Linked DNA regions of Homo sapiens: region 1 is linked to region 2. Evidence: chromatin contacts called from ENCODE Hi-C or POLR2A ChIA-PET data. All regions are on one chromosome and are shown on one strand. The core of a region is the stretch at or near the end of the contact, and the rest is flanking DNA. Distances in the headings are between cores, read along the strand shown.

Region 1 (3,142 bases), core at 194-2,693, 44 kb after region 2:
TTCCACACCCTGACTTCTTATCTCTGCACCCCAATCCCTTATTTCCATGCCCCGACCCCTTATTTCTGTGCCCCGACCCCTTATTTCCATGCCCCGACCCCTTATTTCTGCACCCCATCCCTTATTTCTGTGCCGCAACCTCTTATCTCTGTGCCCCAACCCCTTTTCCCACTTTTCTAGAAGGTAAGAACCCCCGAACCCCTTCCCTCCATTTCTCTACTCTCTCTTTTCTCTAGGCTTGCTTCCTTCACTATAGGCAACTTTCCACCCTCCATTCCTCCTTCTACTCCCTTAACCTGTGTTCTCAAAAACTTAAAACCTCTTCAACTCACACCTGACCTAAAACCTAAATGTCTTATTTTCTTCTGCAATGCTGCTTGACCCCAATACAAACTCGACAGTAGTTCCAAATAGCCAGAAAACGGCACTTTCAATTTTTCCATTCTACAAGATCTAAATACTTCTTATCGTAAAATAGGCAAATGGTCTGAGGTGACTGACGTCCAGGCATTTTTTACACATCAGTCCCTTCCTAGTCTCTGTGCCCAGTGCAACTCGTCCCAAATCTTCTTTCCCTTCCGCCTGTCCCCTCAGTCCCAACCCCATGCATCACTGAGTCTTTCTAATCTTCTTTTTCTACAGACCCATCTGACCTCTACCCTCCTCGCCAGGCCAAGCTAGGTCCCAATTCTTCCACCCTATAATCTTTTTATTGCCTCCCCTCCTCATACCTGGTCCGGCTTACAGTTTCCTTCCGTGACTAGCCCTCCCCCACCTGCCCAGCAATTTCCTCTTAAAAAGGTGGCTGGAGCCAAAGGCATAGTCAAGGTTAATGCTCCTTTCTCTTTATCCCAAATCAGATAGCGTTTAGGCTCTTTTTCATCAAATATAAAAACCCAGCCCAGTTCATGTCTCATTCGGCAGCAACCCTGCGACGCTTTACAGCCCTAGACCCTAAAAGGTCAAAAGGCCATCTTATTCTCAATATACATTTTATTACCCAATCTGCTCCTGACATTAAATAAAACTCCAAAAATTAGAATCTGGCCCTCAAACCTCACAACAGGATTTAATTAACCTCACCTTCAAGGTGTACAATAATAGAAAAAAGTTGCAATTCCTTGCCTCCACTGTGAGACAAACCCCAGCCACATCTCCAGCACACAAGAAATTCCAAACACCTGAACCACAGCGGCCAGGCATTCCTCCAGAACCTCCTCCCCCAGGAGCTTGCTACAAGTGCCAGAAATCTGACCACCAGGCCAAGGAATGCCTGCAGCCCAGGATTCCTCCTAAGCCGTGTCCCATTTGTGCAGGACCCCACTGGAAATCGGACTGTTCAACTCACCTGGCAGCCACTCCCGGAGCCCCTGGAACTCTGGCCCAAGACTCTCTGACTGACTCCTTCTCGGCTTAGCGGCTGAAGACTGACGCTGCCCGGTCGCCTCGGAAGCCCCGTAGACCATCAGGGACGCCGAGCTTTGGGTAACTCTCACAGTGGAAGGTAAGCCCGTCCCCTTCTTAATCAATACAGAGGCTACCCACTCCACATTACCTTCTTTTCAAGGGTCTGTTTCCCTTGCCTCCATAACTGTTCTAGGTATTGACGGCCAGGCTTCTAAACCTCTTAAAACTCCCCAAATCTAGTGCCAACTTAGACAATACTCTTTTAAGCACTCCTTTTTAGTTATCCCCACCTGCCCAGTTCCCTTATTAGGCTGAGACACTTTAACTAAATTATCTGCTTCCCTGACTGTTCCTGGACTACAGCTGTATCTCATTGCCGCCTTTCTTCCCAATCCAAAGCTTCCTTTGCGTCCTCCTCTTGTATCCCCCCACCTTAACCCACAAGTATAAGATACCTCTACTCCCTCCTTGGTGACCGATCATGCACCCCTTACCGTGTCATTAAAACCTAATCACCCTTACCCCACTAAATGCCAATATCCCATCCCGCAGCACGCTTTAAAAAGATTAAAGCCTGTTATCACTGGCCTGCTACAGCATGGCCTTTTAAAGCCTATAAACTCTCCTTATAATTCCCCCATTTTACCCATCCTAAAACTGCACAAGTCTTACAGATTAGTTCAGGATCTGCATCTTATCAACCAAACTGTTTTGCCTATCCACCCTGTGGTGCCCAAGCTGTACACTCTTTTGTCCTCAATACCTTCCTCCACAACTCACTATTCCGTGCTTGATCTTAAAGATGCTTTTTTCACTATTCCCCTGCACCCCTCGTCCCAGCCTCTCTTCGCTTTCACTTAGACTGACCCTGACACCCATTAGGCTCTGCAAATTACCTAGGCTGTACTGCCGCAAGGCTTCATAGACAGCCCCCATTACTTCAGTCAAGCCCAAATTTCATCCTCATCTGTTACCTATCTCGCCATAATTCTCATAAAAACACACGTGCTCTCCCTGCTGATCATGTCCGATTAATCTCCCAAACCTCAATCCCTTACAAAACAACAACTCCTTTCCTTCCTAGGCATAGTTAGTGCGGTCAGAATTCTTACACAAGAGCCAGGACTGCACCCTGTAGTGTTTCTGTGCAAACAACTTGACCTTACTGTTTTATCCTAGCCCTCATGTCTGCGTGCAGCGGCTGCCGCTGCTTTAATAGTTTTAGAGGCCCTCAAAATCACAAACTATGCTCAACTCACTCTCTACATTTCTCATAACTTCCAAAATCTATTTTCTTCCTCATACCTGACGCATATACTTTCTGCTACCCAGCTCCTTCAGCTGTTCTCACTCTTTGTTAAGTCCTACAATTATCATTGTTCCTGCCCTGGACTTCAATCCGGCCTCTCACATTATTCTGGATACCACACCTGACCCCCATGACTGTATCTCTCTGATCCACCTGACATTCACCCCATTTCCCCAAATTTCCTTATTTCCTGTTCCTCATCCTGATCACGCTTGATTTATTGATGGCGGTTCCACCAGGCCTAATCGCCACACACCAGCAAAGGCAGGCTATGCTATAGCACAAGCCACTAGCCCGCCTCTTAGAACCTCTCATTTCCTTTCCATCGTGGAAATCTATCCTCAAGGAAATAACTTCTCAGTGTTCCATCTGCTATTCTACTACTCCTCAGGGATTATTCAGGCCCCCTCCCTACCCTACACATCA
Region 2 (3,185 bases), core at 624-3,123:
GATGTAGACAGTCATTTACAGTGTTTTGGAGGGTACTTAAAAAGTATTCCTTCATTTGCAGTTGGATTTTTCCCTTTTAAATGGGAAGAGTCATTATACAAACAGTTCCAGTTAATGCATTTGGAGATGTTGTCTGTAGAGTATAAACACCGTGTTGTAAGGTTGAGATAAAATCCCTAAATATTAGGCAATATATTCATTCATTCCTACTGATAAACAAAAAGTCTTAACTTGCCACCCAACATGACATTACCAATGAATTTACTTTCATAGTAAATACATTACCAATGAATTTCTTTAACCGTATTATTTAGTAAGTTCTATTTAGTTATTACTGAGTTGACATTTACTCAATTCTAAACATATTTTGCACTGCAGATGTTCTATCTTGGACATCTGATCATGGGTCTGGGGTGCCATATTGCCCATATTTGAGGAGAAGGCAGTTGCTAAGGGTTCCCACTATTAGTGTTTCTAGATGGGTCTTATCCTACCCTCTCTTCTGCTTAGGGTGTTGCTAGGAATGATGGGGATGGTTATAAGCACAATTAGTCTTGATGGGTGTTACATACAAGTAGGGGGCTCTGAAGCAAGGTTGGGGGCCAGTTCTCACCCTTGGCATACCTGCTTCTGTTCTTCAATCCCTATTACATGTGAGTACAGGAAACAGTGTCCATCTTCCAGCTCACACCCTTTGTATCTGCCTGTCTCAGACCCAGAGATGCAAGTGCAACACTCACTGGCTTTGCCTTCTAGAACCCATGGGTAATCTTGCAAAACTGAGCTGATCTTAATGTGCGAGCATCCTGTGACTTCTTTGCTTCCAACCTTGTTCTTTCCTGGGTCCCCAGCTCGATGGGAGGAGATTGAGCACTGAATGGTCACTCTCTTCTTTGTCTCCCTTAACTGGGGAAGGAGCCCCTTAGTTCCTTTTCCCAGTTAAAGGAGTCTGAAAGAGAGTGACTGGGAAATGTGTAGCATGAGAATAGTTGGGAACCAGCTCTTTTAGAATAAAATGAAAGATGGAATAATTAGACCTGGATTATCACTCCCAGGGAAGTAAAATGACCATAAAATATTTACATCTAGTAATTTATCATCATAATCCTAATTTTTCTTTAAAGAATTTCCTATTTCTTAAATTGCAGTGATAGCACTGGGATTAAAAAAAATATTAGTCTTACAAGCTTACTTTAAACCAATTCCTAGTGGTAGTAACTGCCTTTATCTTCAAGGCAGCACTGAGCATTTATTAACAACCAACCTATAGGCCAAGCATTTTTAAATTAGTGATCTTAAGTAATGAGATGCTAGGGAAATCTTGATGACCTGATATTTGATATTCGAGAATGAGAAGCAGACATAGGCCTACTTAGTGAATTCACATGTCTGAGACTCCACGTGGTGGGGACATGGACGTTAGTAGTAGTAATTAGCCTTGGATGAGAGAAGAACAGAAATTCACATATAAATGGGAAACATCCGGCATTGGTAGGTAGAGCTTGTCTAGATTGGGACTAATGAACTACTTTTCAATCTGAAGCCTTCAGGAATAGACAGGCTCCTGCTTCTGCAAATACCAAATGAAAAGCCAACCCACTGTTCTTGAATTTATAGATCCAATTTACACTTGCTCTTTTTAACCAATGGAACTAGCCGGCCCCTGCATGCCAAGTTTCTATGGCAATGTGATCTCAGTGACCTCTCTTCTCTATTGTGGAATGTAGGTGAAAAGAACGGAGGGGAGCCCGATGACGCTGAACTAGTAAGGCTCAGTAAGAGGCTGGTGGAGAACGCGGTGCTCAAGGCTGTCCAGCAGTATCTGGAGGAAACACAGAATAAAAACAAGCCGGGGGAGGGGAGCTCTGTGAAAACCGAAGCAGCTGATCAGAATGGCAATGACAATGAGAACAACAGGAAATGAGCCCGGAACGCAGGCCCCCATGTCTCTGTGCAAAGCCTCCCTGCTTCCCTCTGCTGAGTCTAGGGACTGACTTGCAGCGTGCTGTTTAAGTTAAGTTTCTCTGGTGCAATCTGTGAAGATTGCCTAATACTTTTCATGATCGATGTGTTCGCATTGCTGAAACACAACAGAAGAAAAATGGAGTGCTGGGACTGGCAGAGGAAATTAATTGATGAAAGAAGAATGGCCCAAGTTTCATTCGCCCTCAGCCACGCACAAGGGAAAGGGAACTTTGGGTTATGCCTCCTGGACGCAAATTAAAGGCCGAGAAAGAGGCCTTGCCATCAATGGAATACTGCCATTTATATTGCTTAGCAGGGCATTTGACTACTTTATCTGAGGCCAGAACTCTCACACACAGCTATCAAGTGCTAAGTTTAAAATAATCACTGTTGGAATTGTCATCTGTACAATTAGTCCATAATGTTTCATGTTTGTCCTAAGTGTGCTGTTGCTATGCAGTGTGATCTTTATTTATAGTAAATTATGTTTCATGTAAATGATATATTTTTGGTGAAATGCAACCTTTTCTATAAAATGTGGGCAACATTTTAAAGTTTTTTTAAAATCCTATTTTGATAAGTCAGTATGCCATATTTAATGAAATGTTATTATATAATTTTTTTTTCTTAGGCAAGAAACCTATTGGAATTCGAGACTTAATTAATGAAGCTTTGCATCGAGAAACGATGGGTCTGAAGTCCAAAGTGAAACAGATAAAGGAACTTTTATTAAAGCCTGAGACTCAGGCCAGAATTAGGAGGGAGCTTTTTGAAGGAAGACTTATTAACAACAGTAATTCAGCAAATGACGTTGATTTCAGCACAACTTTGACATAAGCTCTACATTGCGATTGTGACAACATAGCTTATGAAATCTTTTCAGCTTATTAAGTAGCTCTTTGGTAAACACCAAAGAAGTTTCTGATAGTGTCTGCACAACAGCAAACCAACATTTGGTGAGGAATTAGCAATTTCTTGCCAAAGAAAATTGATTCTGCCCAATTATTTTTTGAGCTACACTTGTGTTTTAGAATATCTGTTTCTGTAATATTGAGAGTTATTTTATAGAAATGATTTCTTAATTAGCTGTTGTGAGATATTTCTCGGGTCCTTGCAGAAAAAAACATACAGACTGTGAACAAATCATTCACAAACAGAATAAAACAGAGCCAACAACAGTATTTTAAGGGTCACTTGCCTCCTGTTGACACAATTGTTGC

What was found. A loop is a pair of places that touch in the nucleus more often than their neighbours do. ChIA-PET counts read pairs that join two places held with the same protein, here RNA polymerase II (POLR2A).
Region 1: a loop to region 2 is called in a map of CD4-positive, alpha-beta T cell, with 4 times the contacts of the local background. The contact joins two enhancer-like sites. A Hi-C loop is called at or near these places in 1 of 168 maps with a recorded cell type or tissue (CD4-positive, alpha-beta T cell). POLR2A ChIA-PET finds 5 or more read pairs at or near these places in 4 of 52 experiments (OCI-LY7, Panc1, T-cell and 1 more).

What each region holds. Positions count from the first base shown.
Region 1 is chr6:131,324,438-131,327,579 of GRCh38, forward strand. No RefSeq gene overlaps it. Among named protein-coding and RNA genes, the nearest start is that of AKAP7, 190 kb to the left of the region's middle. Within about 2 kb of position 1,444, at least 3 of the 41 ENCODE cell types and tissues checked have a DNase peak (open chromatin) inside an H3K27ac peak, as active enhancers do.
Region 2 is chr6:131,279,803-131,282,987 of GRCh38, forward strand. It overlaps AKAP7 (A-kinase anchoring protein 7), which reads left to right. Exons shown (of 8, transcript NM_016377.4): 8 at 1,728-3,185. The coding sequence ends at 1,924. Among named protein-coding and RNA genes, the nearest start is that of AKAP7, 150 kb to the left of the region's middle. RefSeq lists enhancers at 1,530-2,038, 2,039-2,547. Within about 2 kb of position 1,874, at least 12 of the 41 ENCODE cell types and tissues checked have a DNase peak (open chromatin) inside an H3K27ac peak, as active enhancers do.